Linked DNA regions of Mus musculus: region 2 is linked to region 1. Evidence: chromatin loops called from intact Hi-C (ENCODE). Cell type or tissue: left cerebral cortex. All regions are shown on one strand.

Region 1 (8,000 bases):
GGGGGGGGGGGCAAGACAACACAGGTGGTCTAGGGATGCCAGGGTTCTGTGGAGGACGGAGGCTGTTTGCAGGTGAGAAAAAGACTCTAGGAAGCCCCAGCTGCCCATTGAGTGGGATGGTGGAACAGCCTCCTGACAGTCCCTTGGTTGGATGCAGAGGGACCTGTGGGACCTGTGGCTGCCATGGGAACAGGGTTGAGAACACAACCCAGCAGGAGCAGGGAGGCCCCACCCGGAAAAAAAACATCCTGGCCCGGCTGCCCTGCCCGGGGCCAGGCAGGCTCTGTGGGAGGGGTTATTTTTAGCAGTTTAGGCGGCTGGGGCTGGACTTGTATGGCCTTGCTGTCTGGCTGCATAACTCACCCATTGTCCTGTCTGACCTTGGATAGCTGCTGGGAGGCCTCTCTGGCTGCCCCTTACCCCCCTGGGAGACATCTGGGGCACAGAGAATCTAGAGAGGGAACTGGCCTGGAAATTCAGCCTCCTTCTGTAGCCCCAGGTTATCCCAGACAGGGTGGCGAGTTTCTGGGGTGGTGGAGGGCGCTGAGCCTTCCTGGAAACCAGCCAGAGGCTCTCCCAAGGCACTGGAAAAGTGCTGTGTCACAGGTGCGACGACAGAGGACACAGACCCCTTTATTGTAGATGTTTTTTCATTTCCACGCACACCCAGGGTGGAGTGTGTGTGTGTGTGTGTGTGTGTGCTCGCGCACGAGCGCGAGAGCATGAAAGCTCAGGTTGTCTTTGCATTTCTCTCCCACACCCAAGCACCCTGCTCAGCTCTTGGCTTTGGGTGTGTGACTTCTGTGTTTAATTCTGGATACAGTACACTCAAAGTAAGTCCAGAATTGGCTTGTGGCACCAAGGATGAGAAATACTTATCTTACCTAGAGCCAGGGTGCTGCTGAAGGACAGGACACAGGTAGGTCCTTCCTCCTGAGTCAGGGAATCTTATTCTCCTGCCTGCTCACTCTGACTTTTTGTTTTGTTTTTTTTTTTTGTTTCATTTTTGTTTGTTTTGATGTGTGTGTGTGTGTGTGTGTGTGTGTGTGTGTGTGTGTAAGGTCTCAGATGTCATATTCAGAAATTATTTCTTACCTGAAGCTCACCTATTACTTTAGGCTAGTACCCAGTGAGCCCCAGTGACCTGTCTCTCTCTCTCTCTCCCTCCCTCCCCCCTCCCTCCTCCCCCTCTCTTTCTCCAATGTGGACATTACATTCTTTTCAATGTATGAAAAAGGTATGATTCTTTCTAGGGGCTCGAACTCAGGTCCTCTTGATCTTCTGTAGCAAGCGCTTTATCAGCTGTGCTATCTCCCAGCCCTCATCTGTTTTGCTCTGTGTTGCACTTATTTGTATCTATTTACTGTGTATGCATGAGTGCCTGCCTGTGCTTGTGGCTTAGGCACCAGGGCAGAGTCAGAGAACAAGTTGCAAGAGGCAGTTCTCTTCTCTCTCTCTCTCTCTCTCTCTCTCTCTCTCTCTCTCTCTCTCTCTCTCTCTCTCTCTCTTTCTCTGTGTGTGTTTTTGGAGACAGGGTTTCTCTGTGTAGCCTTGGCTATCCTGGAACTCACTTTGTAGACCAGGCTGACCTGGAACTCAGAAATCTGCCTGTCTCTGCAGCCCAAGTGCTGCGATTAAAGGTGTGTGCCAACCACGCCCGGCGAGGCAGTTCTCTTTTTCTACTATGTATGGCCCAGGCGTCAAACTCCAGTCCTAAAACTTGGCCGCAAGCACCTCTACTGGCAGAGCCATCTTGCCTGCCCCTATCCCCAGATCTTGAATGCTGAGAAGTCATAGGAGTTTCTGGAAGATGAGGAATGAAAGGGGGAATCATTCATTTAACAAATGTTTATTGAGCACCTACTGTGTGCCAGGTAGTTCTAGAGACCTGGAAAAGAAGGGGCTGGGGCAGACTGGAGTTGTCCCAGCTAAAGATCTGTTCTCAAAACAAGTCCTGCAAAGTGGAAGGTCTAGAAGGCCTCAAGAAGTGAGGTGGCTAGGAGTGTGGGAGTCTCTGAGGCTAGTGCCTTCCCCTAGCAAATATGGGCAACGGCGCCACAGGATGACCCAGCCGGGCGTGCATCACCTCCTCTTCAGCACGGTTATGCACGATTTCTTGAGAGGTCCAATCTGCAGATGGGCGTCCACACTCTCCAGGAAGAAGGCAGGCTTGAGCCTGTGGTTGAAGAGCCCGGAAAAATGGCTGTCCAGGCGACTCTGAAAAGGGTCAGTGGGGGAGGCCAGAGCACCGCTGCGGCGAGGCCGGGAGGCTTTGAGCCTCCGAAGAAGGCTCAGCTTTCCGTCTCGGACAGCATAGAAGGCCAGGGCATGGTCTGCATACTCTAGGCAGACCCCGACTGTAGGCGAAAAGGCATGGGGTAGCGGGGCCTCCAGCCCGCAGAACCAGACTGAGAAGCCACGCCCATTCCACTGCAGACAGCATGAGTGTGCATTGCGGCCCAGCCGGCCCCGGTCATAGGGCTCTTGCGGGGAGAAGCCCTCGGCCATGACTCCCACACTGACCCATCCTTCGATGATCTCCACCTCCCAGTAGTAGGTGCCCCGGTCCAGGGCGCCCTCTCCTAGCACCTGCTCGCAGTGTGTGAAGCGGGTGGGTGACTCCGGGTAGTTGATGGGACACAGTACTCTCTTGACACCTTTAGTTCCAAAAAGCTGCAGGAACTTGTCCGCGGTGTCGCTGTCCAGGTCCACGATGTAGGCAACTGACCCCAGGGACGGGAGAGAGACGCAGATCACAGCCAGGCTCAATTTAGAGATTGTTCCCCGGCACCCCACCCCCACCCCCGCCCCAGCTAACCCTCCCCCAAACACAGCCAAGTCCCTTCTTTAGGACTGGTGAGACTCAGAACTAATGGAGACCACCCATGGAGATGACCTTGTTCGCCCCAGAGACTAAGGAGAGGGCTCCCAAGCTCTGTGGTCCCTCCCAGACCCTGTTTCTGAAGCCTAGCAGCTAAGCCTGCCCCTTGGTAGCAGCAGGCTGGCTACTTACACTTGAGGAAGTAATCCCTGGGGGCCTCACTCTCCAGCAGGCTGGTACTGTCAGGGTCCTGGGACTCCACATCTGCTGCAGGGGAGGGAAGAGGTGGTGGAAAAGCCATCTCTCTAGAATACCTGTGGCTGCAGGACTACCCTTGGTAGTGCCCCACCCCTGCCTGTGGATCTAATTCCCTCCTACCCTTCCCTCCTCCCAAAGCCCCCAGCCACCTGGTGACAGACACCCATATGGGGGGGACGACCATGTTCTCCTGCAGATGTGGTGCTTGAGCGCCCCCCCCCCAACCCTAACCCCGAATGCAGGGCCTTGATCTCTGTAAAGTCCATGGGTGAGTTAGAAGACTCCCCTCTGCCCCCTGGAGGCATAGCTTCAGTTCCTGGCAGGATTACGGCCCTGCCACTCTCCCTCCTTCATGCCTGGATGGACACCAGATCTGGGGGCCCGGAAGGTCCATCTGGGGGAAGTGAGTCATAATGGAGCACCCACCTTCTGAGCCGAGTTTCTGTAGCCCATCCTCATTGCTGCCCAGCCCCCGCAGCTGCTCCCACTGGCTGGCACAGGCTGAGATGAGGGTGTCTCTCACCGCTTTGACCACCTGGGAGGACTTGGTGAAGCTGAGTTCCCTGGGGGGCCCAGGCCCGGGGCCGCACCCCTCCTCCAGGGCCAGCCGTAGTGCCAGGAGCTCCTGTGCCAGACAAATGCCCAGTAAGTCTGCTGGCCACAGTGTCTCGCCACCAGGGAAGGTAGCAACTATCCTGGAAGGCCAGGTACCCATCCTGGCTGCCATTGTTTCTCAACCCCGCCCCATCTCTTCAATTATGGCTCCTGAGCCGCCCTCACCTGGAGAAAGCTGACTGAATCCGCCTCTGGAACCTGACCGAGGTTGTGCCGTGCCTTGCTTAGGCGGCTGCGCTGTTCCTCTTGTCTACGCAGGTCACCCTGGGACCGGCCCAACATTGTGGCCTCTCCCTCTTCGATGAACCCCATCACCTCGTTCTGGAAACTCTGAAGGGTGGCTGTGGCCTCGGCAAACATCTGGCTCACCCTCTCCCGCTCTGCCACAGCTGCACTCTGCAGGAGAGAGCAGAGGAGACAACAGTGAGGGCAAAGACCGGGCCTGCCCGCTGTCTCCGTCCCTGACTGCTTGTGCCCACCCAGCCCCCACCCAGCCCCAGCCTGCTCTGGGTCTGAGCCAGGTTGCAGGAAACAAGGTGTTCCTGCTTAGTGGGGACGAGCACGTCTAGAGTGGGCGGCACCACAGTGAGAGCTTGTGGTGATTTCAGAGGCCTGCTTCAGGGGTGCACAGGGGGATTGGGGTGGGCGCGGACCTTGATGAGGGCCACAGTACGGCGGGACTGTGCGATGCCGGCACCCAGTTCATCCATGCGGTCCTCCGCAGCGCTCAGGACTTTGGACTGCTCCACCTGTGGACCAGGTTTTGTGAGATTGGTGTCTGTCAAAGGTCCCCGGAACTGCATCAGATCTCAGAATTTGGGGGGCTAGGTAGTGACATTTGTGAATGAAGGGAACGGAAATGGCCGTGAAGTCCCAGAATATCCCCAAGGCAGCTCTGGCCCAAGCTGGTGCCATTTCCAAATGCCTGGCAAGGAAGCAGGTTGTGGGCATATGACAACCTGTTGACCAGAGAAGCCAGTATAGGGCCACCTATGATTCTCTATTTGGGATTGTTTTCCCCCTGGGGAAGAGGCAAAGTGTGAGAGGGTGGGGTAGGGTGTGACGTGACGGAACCAGAAAAGAGGACACTAAATAGTCCTGGGGATTAGTCTCAAAAGAGCCTTCACCCCCAATCCAGCTCTGAAAAATGGGGATTCCGGGCAAATCCCTCGGCTCTAATGAGTCACAGCTCCAGGCAGGAGAGGCGGAAAATCCCAAAGCCAGAGGCGCCAAGACCGGGATGGAGGCCAAAGGAAACTGGGGGTGGGAGGTAGCGGGACACTGGGCACATGCTCCCCACGGCCCCAGAGCATTCGGACAGAGGAGATCTGTGTGACCAGCCCAAACTCCGTCGCTCTCCTGGTGCCCGCCACACCCATACAAAGTGGCTGACTCAATTCAGGACGAATCTGAATTGAAGAGGGCATCAGCTACGGGGCCCCGCCCGCACCCAGCGACTCCTGACCCCCACGGCTTCTGAGGGCCTAATGCGGATCCCTCTCTCGCTTTACACTTACACTAATCTAGCTAAAGCGCTCTCTCTCTCTCTCTCTCTCTCTCTCTCTCTCTCTCTCTCTCTCTCTCTCGGCTTTTTGCCACTCTTTCATCTTACTAGTCCCTCCCGACTCTCTTTCCATCCACACCAGCCCCAGCAAATGACAGTGTAGACCGGAAGAGGTTGCAAAGATTCTCAGGCTAGAGGAGGAAACTAAGGCAGAGCCTATTGAGTCAGAGAGATGAAGCCCATGTAAAGGCAGGAGGAGAGAACCAACCCCACAAAGTTGCTTCCTTCATCTCCATGTGCACAGCCATAATGATAAAACAAATATATAACAGACACACCCGGATAAGAGTGAGGGACTAAATAGCTCTAGTGTCCCTCCTGTCACCCATCTCCACGTGTCGACTCAAGGTGCCCCACCTCCTGAAGCGCGCGCTCCTGCTCCAGCGGCACGAGCTCGTGGCCGCGATGGTCCTGAGTGGCACAGGCCTCGCAAAGGCACACACGCTCCACGCGACAGTAGCGCTCCAGAGGCCGCAGGTGGCGCGGACACAGGCTCTCCTCAAGTCGGCGCAGCGGGGGCACCAGGCGGTGGCCGCGCAGGGCGGGGCTGCGTTCGTGGGGGGCCAGATGCGCGGAGCAGAAGGAGGCGAGGCAGGAGAGGCAAGAGAGCGCGGCGGGCAGGGCGGCGCCCTCGGGGCACGCGTCGCAGCGCACCGGCTCCTCACCCGCGGGCCACTGCTCCGGCGCGCAGGGAGCCGATGGTTCCGGAGCCGGAGGTGGTGCGCTGGGCGCGGAGGGCTCGGGCGTGGCGCCCCGGGTCGATCCTGAAGCCGGGGCGGACATGGGTCCCGGGACCGAGCCCTGGCGGAGCTGCAGCAACTCGGACAGCGTGTGGTTCTTGCGGAGCTGCAGGCCGTCGGGGAAAGGCTCCTGACAAAGTGGACAGCGAGCTGGACCTCCGGAACCACCGGTGCCGCCCGCGCTCCGGTGCGGCCAGAGAGCGCCCAGGCAAGCGAGGCAGAAGTTGTGGCCGCAGGGTAGTGTCACCGGCTCCCGGAGCGGTTCCAGGCAGATGGGGCAGCTGAAAGGCCCGCTGCCGTCCATGGCTCCGCCGCTACCCGGGCACCGCCTGTGCTGCTCCCGCCTGGGAGGGACCTGGGACGGTTCGCGCCCGGCACCGCCCCTTGGGACCCTGGCCAAGGGTCCGGCCCCCTCCTACCCCTCCGCAGCTCTGCTCGCCCCAGCGCGGCTCGCCACCGCCGCACCCACCGGTCAGCAGACGCCGCGAGGCCGGCCAGCCCTCCAGGGGAGCACGACCCTCTTGAGACTTCTACCCAGCGTGGGCGGAGGCGGTGGGACTGCCAGAGGATTGTGAAAAGGAGAGGACCCGGAGCGAGAATGTGAGGGGATTCATGGGGAGGAGGCTGAGAGGACATTCGATCCTCCATCCTCTATCCTGGTCAGCCAGGTGCCATGGTGGGCGTGCACAGCCATGTAGCCAGCGCCTTTCCCTCCAGACCCCTCCCAGGTACAGTTAGCCAAGTTCCCTGAGTTGCTGACATACAGAAAAACTTACTGCTGGTATGTGTCTGTTTTGACCTCTTAGCGACTGTGTTTACCCGCGCTGGGGAACTTAGCCTTGTCTAGATCTGAAATGGGAAGCTGACATCACTTGACAAATCCCTTGTCTGAGGAATTTACTTCCGTTCATGGATACTCGCGGGTGCCTGTAGTTCCCCAAAAGGAGACACTGGTTAAGGCCTGCCCAACTATGCATTTAGAACAGTGCGTCTAGTTGCAAGGACTTGTGCTTGAGATTTAGTCTCTGTATGTAGCCCAGAGTGACCTAGAACTCTTCATCCTCCTGCCTCAGCCTCCTGAGTGCTGGGATCACAGGCTTATGGCTTCTTCGTGTTGTTTCTGGGATAGGTCTTTCTTACATAGCCTTGGTTAGCCCAGAGCTTATGTTGGCCTTGATTCCCATGCCTCCACTTCTCCAGTATTGAGATTCCAGGTGCAGGCCACCATGTCGGGTAAACTGACATTGTAATAATGCAATAATGTTAAGCTTTAAACTATGTAGAATCAAATTGTCAAAATTATTTTAGTAGTTATTTTATATGCGCACACTGTTGCTGTCTTCAGACACACCAGAAGAGGGCGCTGGATCCCATTACAGATGGTTGTGAGCTACCATGTGGTCAGTGCTCCTAACCGTTGAGCCATCTCTCCAGGCCCTTATTATTGTTATTATTATTATTATTATAGAGTGGAGCCCACAGTTGGTAAAGTGTAAGGGCCTGAGTTAGATTCTAGCCCCTGGTTAAAGGCTGAGCATGGTGTCCAAAACCAAACGAATAAACAAAGTGGGTGGAATAGTGTTGTTACAACCCTCGATAAAAAAATAAGCATCCATGTGCCCATGTGATAGTTACCTGTAACTATCAGCAGAATCCCAAATAATTCCTGTAGGCTCTCCAAAGTGACTCCTTGTCTGTGTGCTAAGCACGATGGCTTCTGAAGGCACCGAGCGAGCGAGCACTCTCTCAGTGGGAACACTGACACAGCTTACCCAGACAGTCAGAGTGATCATCAGCCATGGTCAGCCGTACCATAGCATGGAGTCTTTGATGATGGGATGGGACGGGGTGACAAATGAGCTACCTTGCTCATGTACCTACATGTGCCCTCCCAAGTGCCACCATCACATCTGTGTGTCACCATGCCATGGTGTACACGTCCATTTGCGAGGCTGTAGACAAGGCTCATCCGTTAAGAGCACTGGTTATTTCTGCTGAGGAC
Region 2 (8,000 bases), 350 kb after region 1:
CACGCGTGTTCACATCAGCACGAATCCTAGTAGCTAGGAGAAGCAACCCAGCTGTCCACCTGATGGGTAGAGGGAGAACCTTCTATTGGCCACAGAATAGATTATTTTGAGTCACAATGAAAGTGGACGCCAGAGTTGGAAAGACAGCTCAGTGTCTAAGGGCACTTACTGCTCCCTAAGGGGACCTGGATTCAGCACCTGCATGGTGGCTCATCTATGACTCCAGGGGACCTGATGCCCTTTTCTGGGACTCCAAGAGGACTCCACACATGTGGTGCACATACGTGAGGGCAAAAGTTCCAAAGCATGCAATAAAATAAAAGACAGAGTGTCGAAGAGCTGGCTCCGCGATTAAGCGCATGCGCTGCTCATCCAGTGGACCCGGGCTCAGGTCCCAGCATCCACATCAGGGGGTCACTTGTAACTCCAGCTCCAGGGGTCCTGTGCCTCAGAATTCCCTGAGCAACTCTCCTCCCCTCACGCATGCACACACTCACACATTACTAAAAGTAATTGTCAAACAAGATTGACACCATAGAGAAGCTACTGAGGGGCAGGAAGCGCTCCTGGGGCCTCTCAGCCTCACAAAGAAGTATGGGCAAGCCAGGAATACTGAGATCAGGAGAGCGTCTTCTCTAGGGGAATCATGCCAATATCAATGGCCAGTCCTGACAACATACGGACGAGGAACACTACACGGAACGAGCAGGATGCACTTTTATATTTTTACACACACACACACACACACACACACACACACACACACACACACACAGAATGGAAGAAAAAGAAGCCATGAATTTGAAAGAGAACAACCAAGTGTATATAGGACAGCTTGTGGGAAGGAAGAAAGGGAAGGAGGAAATGATGTAAAATGTTAACTTATTAAAAAAATAACAAAATATGATTAAAAGGTGTTTTTGTTTGTTTGTTTTGCTCTTTTGGGTTGTTTGTTTGTTTGTTTGTTTGTTTGTTTTAGGACACGGTTTCTCTGTACAGCTCTGGCTGTCCTGGAAGTCACCCTGTAGACCAGGCTGGCTTTGAACTCAGAGATCTGCTTGCCTCCGCCTCCCTAGTGCTGGAACTGAAGATGTGTTTTATGATATATAAATTAAAGGAAATACACAGTAGGAATCGGGCAGGAGAAGAGCCTGTATCAGGCAGGGGAGGAGCCTGTATTTCAACTCCTGCATTGGTGCCCCTGCTCGGACCCAGCTGAGCGGCAGTCAAGTGCTCCCACTGTTCTGCACTGCTTTGGATGCCCTCCGAGGCCTGTGCATTTGAACACTTGGTCCATGGCTGTTGATTCCTTTGTGTTGGTGGAAATGTAGCCTGCCAGTCTCCGGCTCTGGCAGCCAGACTTGCCTATCCTTCCTTGCCGTGAAGGGCTAATCTTCTCGAAGTCCCTTTTCGTCATGGTATTTTATCACAGCAACAGAAAAGTGACTCCACACCCCCCCCCCCCATGGCTGGTCTCCAGGTTGGTGAGGGCTAGGTTGCCAACCCTCTACCCTGACCCTGGGAGGGGCCCTGGACCTTGGCCACAGACTGTTCACCTGATCCTGTAGGTAAAGAGACGCCTCAGAGACAGAGTTCTCCATGGTGGCCTTGCCTCGGTCCTGGCTCTCTCTCAGCTCGTTCAGCTCCTTCTCGATGTCAGACACGGTGACTCTGGAGCGGTCAGAGAGCAGCTCGTCCCACCACTGCCCAGAACCCTTTGCTCAGAAGAGCAGAGGCCTGGCTGTGGGACACACAGCACAATAAGGCCACCAGGAGCCTCTGTCTAGGGATCCCAAGTCAGAGAGGGGGTGGTGTGGTGGGTCATAGCCCAAGGAGGGACACTGGCGTTCCTCCCAGTCCTGGTGCTGCCATTTTAGGAATGTTGAGGTGGGGGGAGTCCTTCTACCAGATCTTGTAAAGACTAGGACACCCTGAGGAGCCGGTACAATCCAGATGAGAGACAATGACCATTGCCGGATGTGGGGAGGTGGAAGGCTGCCTCTATACCTGAGCCTTAACCATGAGGCCAGATGCACCACCCTACCCCACCACCCCACCCCCGAGGTGGCGAAGGAGTGTCACCTGAGGATGCCCAGCTGCAAGCTCAGATGGTTAGGTTTCACTCCCTTCCCTCCGGTGGTGTCAGCAGCACTGTCCACAAACTTCTGTATCTTCTCTAGCTACAAGCATAGAGGAAGCCAGGTGTCAGACAGGCCTGAGTGGCGGCTTCCCGAAGGCCGCCGACTGCTTGTTCAGCCCCTCTTCTATCTCATGGGTGAGGCGGTGGGTACCCAGCAGCCTCCTGCAATGGCCTCCATCGCTAGAGAGTTCCTAACAGTGCTCGCGATTGTTAACTTAGAACTACGGAAGCCGACCCTCCCATACGCACTTTTGCCTTGTCCTGCCGAACTTCCTTGTTCAACGTCTTTAGGCTCTTCAGCTGCTCTGCCAGGTCCTGGGGTATGGTCTTTTTGACTACGGGATATGGAGGCCAGCATCAGGGAGTAGGATTCCCTTTGGGCTCTTTAATCTGTTTTACAGTCTTTCAATAATGAACTGAGCCCAGAGGTCAAGTCAGTAGATTACTTGATCCTGTTTTCACTGGATCAAGTAATTGGGCAAGGAGGTAGAAGAGGAGAGGACACGTGTCTTTCAACATGGTGTTTGACTGCTAGGTATCTATCTCCTGCTGCCTCTGCCATCTCTAGCTACTACTAGAGCTGTGACTGGGTAGTGGTGAGCTTCGTTCTGCAGCTCTCCCCCTGACGCCCCCCCTCCCCCCGTGCTATGCTCTCACCTTGCACACCTTCATCTCTGCTGCCCTGACAAAGGCCCAGAAGCCTGCTTCATGCCTCTCTCAAGTCTACCCCAATCCTGCTGGCTTGGTCTCACACTCTGCTATATACACATCTGGCCTCCCCACAGGCTGCTGCTGCCGCCGCCACCTGTGGAGTCAGGTCTGGGTAGGAGTGTGTTCTGCCCCAGGGAGAGAGGGAGCGAGGCTACTTTCCCTCTGTGGCAAAGGATGCTCACCTATCATTGTGATCAGGTACTGGATTTTCTCGAAGTCAGTCTGGCCGGCCAGTTCCTCGTCCAAGTCTTTCAACTGTTCCTTCAGTTCTAAATAGAGGGAGATGAGCTCCCCGATCAGGCGCAGTGTTTCCACCGCCATGGGGAAGCTTGGAGGCAGTGACTCCTGCCGCTGCTGCTCTCGACGAGTCTCGCTTACTGATGAGAACTGCTGGAGATAGTTCCAGGAATCCTGAGTCCTGGAGTCGGTGATAACTTGTTCTGGGGCAGTTGGGGCAGCCGAGTCAAGGTGACTTAGCTCCCAAGAGACCTGGGTATCCACCTCAACTCTCTGGACTTCTTCAGGCAGGCCAGCCTCTTCTATATCATACTGAACTTCAACTGTCCTTGTCTTGGCTTTTTGACCTGAGATCCGATGGACCCCTTCAGGAAGTATACCTTGCCTGGTTTGGAGTGCTGTAGGAAGCTGATATAACTGGGGCAATTGTGGTTGCTGAGGTTCAACCTCCATTGTTGGAAAGCGAAGGTCTATGCTTGGTGTTACAAAGTCTGGCTGAGTTGGAGTGGGTTGTCTGAAACCACGTGGAAGTGTAGCAGGTTGAAATATACCACGAGGAAATATACCAGGGTGAATAAAAGGAGGTGGGGCCAAGTCAGGCTGACCCAAACCCTGAGGGCCTGCACCAGGCTCAACCATCCCAGGCTGTATCCTGTCCAGCCTAGCTGCCCCAGGCTGTAAGAAACCAGGCTGATCTGCCCCAGGCTGTAAGAAACCAGGCTGATCTGCCCCAGGCTGCAACAAACCAGGCTGATCTGCCCCAGGCTGCAACAAACCAGGCTGATCTGCCCCAGGCTGCAACAAACCAGGCTGATCTGTCCCAGGCTGCAACAAACCAGGCTGATCCATGCCAGGCTGCAGTAAGCCACGCCTTTCTTCCCCTAGCTGCTCCATGCCAGGCTGCACCAAACCAAGTTGAGCTGCACCTGGCTGCATCAGGCCATACGGAGTCAGGAGAGACTGCACCAGGCCTCGACGGCTTGTACTAGGCTGCACCTGCCTAGGCTGAAGAGTTTCAGGCTGCACCGGGCCTCTCTGATCCGTGATAGGCTGCACCATCCTAGACTGAGCCAGTCCAGCCTGCAGCGGACCACCCTGATCCACGACAGGCTGGACTAACCTAGGCAAAACTCCTCTGGGTTGCAAGAAGTTACGCTGAAGATCAGAAGGGTCCACAAAACCATACTGGTACATTCTAGGCTGTACCAAGCCACGTTGGTCCATGCCAGGCTGCATAAAAGCACTCTGGTCCACTATAGGCTGTGCCAAGCCAAACTTGTCCTCACTAGGTGCTCCAGGTTGTGCCAAGTCAGGTTGTGCCACACCCTGCCGGGCCTTGCCAGGGTGTGCCACACCCTGCCGGGCCTTGCCAGGGTGTGCCACACCCTGCCGGGCCATGCCAGGGTGTGCCACACCCTGCCGGGCCATGCCAGGTTGTGCCAAACCCTGCCGGGCCATGCCAGATTGTACCAAACCCTGCTGAGCCATTCCACCTTGGGCTAAACCACTCTCATCTGCACCAGGTTGTACTAAATCACGACGACTCATTCCAGGTTGTATCCACTCAACTTGACCTACTCCAGGTTGCATCAAAGCGCGCTGACTGTCACTAGGTTGGAGTAAACCACGTGCTACACCGGGCTGCACAAAACCATATCGATCAACTCTTGGCTGAACCAAACCATACTGACCTATACCAGGTTGGCCCAAGCCAAGTGAGTATGCAACAGGCTGCCCCCAACCACTAGGAAGTATACCAGGCTGGACCATGCCAGGCTGAACTGCACCTGATTGCAACACACCAGGCTGAACTGGACCTTGCTGGACCATGCCAGGCTGAACTGCACCTGCTTGCAACACACCAGGCTGAACTGGACCTTGCTGGACCATGCCAGGCTGAACTGCACCTGCTTGCAACACACCAGGCTGAACTGGACCTTGCTGGACCATGCCAGGCTGAACTGCACCTGCTTGCAACACACCAGGCTGAACTGGACCTTGCTGGACCATGCCAGGCTGAACTGCACCTGCTTGCAACACACCAGGCTGAACTGCACCTGCTCGAAACACACCAAGCTGAACTGCACCCGGCTGGACCATGCCAAGCTGAACTGCACCGGCTCGCAACACACCAGGCTCAACTGCACCCGGCTGGACCATGCCAAACTGAACTGCACCTGCTTGCAACACGCCAGGCTGAACTGCACCTAGCTGGACCATGCCAGGCTGAACTGAACCCGGCTGGACCATGCCAGGCTGAGCTGCACCCGGATGGACCATGCCAGGCTGAGCTGCACCTGCTTGCAACACACCAGGCTGAACTGGACCCTGCTGGACCATGCCAGGCTGAACTGCACCTGCTTGCAACACACCAGGCTGAACTGCACCTGCTTGCAACACACCAGGCTGAGCTGCACCTGGCTGGACCAAGCCAGGCTGAGCTGCACCTGGCTGGACCAAGCCAGGCTGAGCTGCACCTGGTTGCAACACACCAGGCTGAACTGCACCTGGTTGCAACACACCAGGCTGAACTGCACCTGGTTGCAACACACCAGGCTGAACTGCACCTGGTTGGACCATGCCAGGCAGAACTCCACGTGGTTGTGCCAGGCCAGGCAGAATTCCATGTGGTTGTGCCATATCAAGCTGATCTACATCAGGCTGCACCAAACTCCAGGCTGTACCAGGCTGTACCAGACCAAGCTGATCCATTCCAGGTTGAAGCAAACCATCCTGACTTGCACCAACTTGCATCAACCCAGGTGCATATGCACCTGGCTGCACCAGCCCGGGCTGAACTGCACCAGGTTGTCTCAGCTCCTGCTGATCCATTCCAACTTGTACTAAGTCACGTTGATCTACACTAGGCTGTACCCAACCGGGCAGATATGCACCAGGCTGTACCCCGCCACTCTGATCTGTGCTTGGTTGAACCCAAACAGGCTGCCCTGTGTCTGTTTGTATTAGACCTTGCTGATCTGCACCAAGTTGTGCCAAACTAAGTGGAAATGCACCAGGTTGAATCAAGCTAGGCTGATCTACACCAGGAGGCACCAAATGTTGGTCTGTGCCAGGCTGTATCAAACCACCCGAAACTGTGCTAGGTTGTCCTAAACCTTGCTGACCTGCCCTAGACTGTGCCAGACTCTGCTGTTCTACCTCAATGGGCACTGAACTACGTTTCTCTGCAAGAGCCTGCAATGAAGCCCGCCGTTCTGTCCCTACAGGCACTGAACTGCGCCGATCTAAACCAGGCTGCGCTACACCACGCTGCTCTACCCTGAGCTGTTCTGCACCAGGTTGTATAAAGCGTGACGTTAAGCTGGACTGTCTAAAACCTTGTTGATCTGTACTAACTTGCATCAAACCAAGTGACACCAAGGTACGTTCATCTGAAAGAGATGGAGAGAATGCACGTTGGTCTGTACCAGGTGTTACCAAACCCCGCTGATCCATATGTTGTGGGGGCAGTCCTTGCTGGCCTGTGCCTGGTATCGGCAATCCATGCTGATCTACGCCTACTGCTATCAACCCTTGCTGAGCCGTGGGCCATGGTCCCTGACCACTGTCACGCACAGCAGCCTGTTCCGTGCCCTCTCGGTCCATTCCAGGAAGCATCATGCCTTGCTGATACGTGCTAGGTGGAACTGTACCAAGCTGGATTGTACTCAGTTTTTTCAGTTCCTTGTCAGGTCCTGATGGTGGCAGCCCACCACTCTGAGCTTTATCAACAGGTACTAATTCCTGGCCATACATTTCGGGGGGCTTTACACCAAGCTGACCCGTAGTGGTGGGCATCACAGCGTCTATCAATCTAGGCTGATCCATGCCAAATGGTTCCGTCCTGGGTATCCCACCACGTTGAGTCTGACCAGGGAGTTGCTCATCTCTTCTTGCATATGTCTGGCGATCTGTCTCGGATATGACCTGGGATGGCTCACGGGCCATATCCCGAAATGCAGTAGTAGATCTGCTTTGATCTCTGCTGGAGATTCTTTCTATACCACCAGTGGAATCCAGAGCCTGGTCAGCAGCTCTGAGAAACATTCCACTCGGAAGGAGGTCACTTGAGGTAAATTTGTGCTTGCCAACGGTTGCTGTGGACGAATCCGAGCTCTGGGTAACGAGAAAGGGAAACTGATTACAACCACTAAGAAGCTGAACGGAAGGCCGTCTTGGATACTTGACTGGGATGATTTAAGACTGTTGCAGTGAAGCAACCCTGTATGTGTGTGTGCGCACGCGTGTTTGTGTGTGATTTTGTTATATTTGTGTGTGAGTGTGTGCCTATGTGTGTGAGAGAAAAGAGAGAGAGAGAGAGAGAGAGAGATGGGTGGATGTTGGGGATAAACCTGGGCCTTGCAAATGTTAGCTCCTCTACTACTAAGCCATATTCCAAGCCCTTTGGTTTTACTCTTTATCTCAAGGCAGGGTCTCCATAAATTGAACTCATGCTGTAGCCTAGGCAAGCCTTCAGCTGTTGGTCTTTCTGCTTCAATAGTTGGGATTACCAGCCTGCTAGATTTTGTTGTTGTTGTTGTTGTTTGCTTTAAGACAGAGACTTGAATTCCCTATGTAGCTGACAATAACAAACTTCTGATCCTCCTGCCTCCGTCTCTGGAGTGCTGAGATTACAGCAATCACCCCATGCCCACTTCATCTGTGCTGGGGGGCTGATCTCAGCCCTTTGTGCATGAGCAGCAAGCATTCTACCAACTAAGCTACAGCCACAACCCCTGAACTTGCTTTTTATGACAACCCCCAAGGTCAGCCTTGAACTTACAACCTTCCTTCCATACGTACTATGTCCTTCCATATAGCTGTTCTCTGTCCCGCTGCCTCTTACAGAGGCCTTTTGTGATGAAGTCTTTTCTGCAAGATCCAGGGGACTCTCCCTCAAGATCCTGGACTT

What was found. Peaks named below come from ENCODE experiments on the same cell type or tissue, not always from the same donor. Only the 100,000 strongest peaks of a DNase experiment are listed, where the experiment ranks them.
Region 2: a loop joins it to region 1, with 2.2 times the contacts of the local background. A loop is called at or near these places in 2 of 42 quality-filtered maps.

What each region holds. Positions count from the first base shown.
Region 1 is chr11:116,103,919-116,111,918 of GRCm38, forward strand. Trim47 (tripartite motif-containing 47) reads right to left here and starts at 6,317. Exons shown (of 6, transcript NM_172570.5): 1 at 5,616-6,317; 2 at 4,348-4,443; 3 at 3,860-4,090; 4 at 3,506-3,704; 5 at 3,014-3,085; 6 at 1,832-2,723. The coding sequence starts at 6,302. The coding sequence ends at 2,083. In left cerebral cortex, CTCF peaks have their summits at 3,374 (motif pointing left) and 7,356 (motif pointing right); DNase peaks (open chromatin) are centred at 4,933 and 6,417; H3K4me3 peaks cover 2,272 bases; H3K27ac peaks cover 2,710 bases.
Region 2 is chr11:116,451,983-116,459,982 of GRCm38, forward strand. It overlaps Qrich2 (glutamine rich 2), which reads right to left and starts at 2,365. Exons shown (of 14, transcript NM_001033267.2): 1 at 2,083-2,365; 2 at 1,557-1,671. The coding sequence starts at 1,601. In left cerebral cortex, no CTCF peak of the experiment used is centred here; no DNase peak of the experiment used is centred here.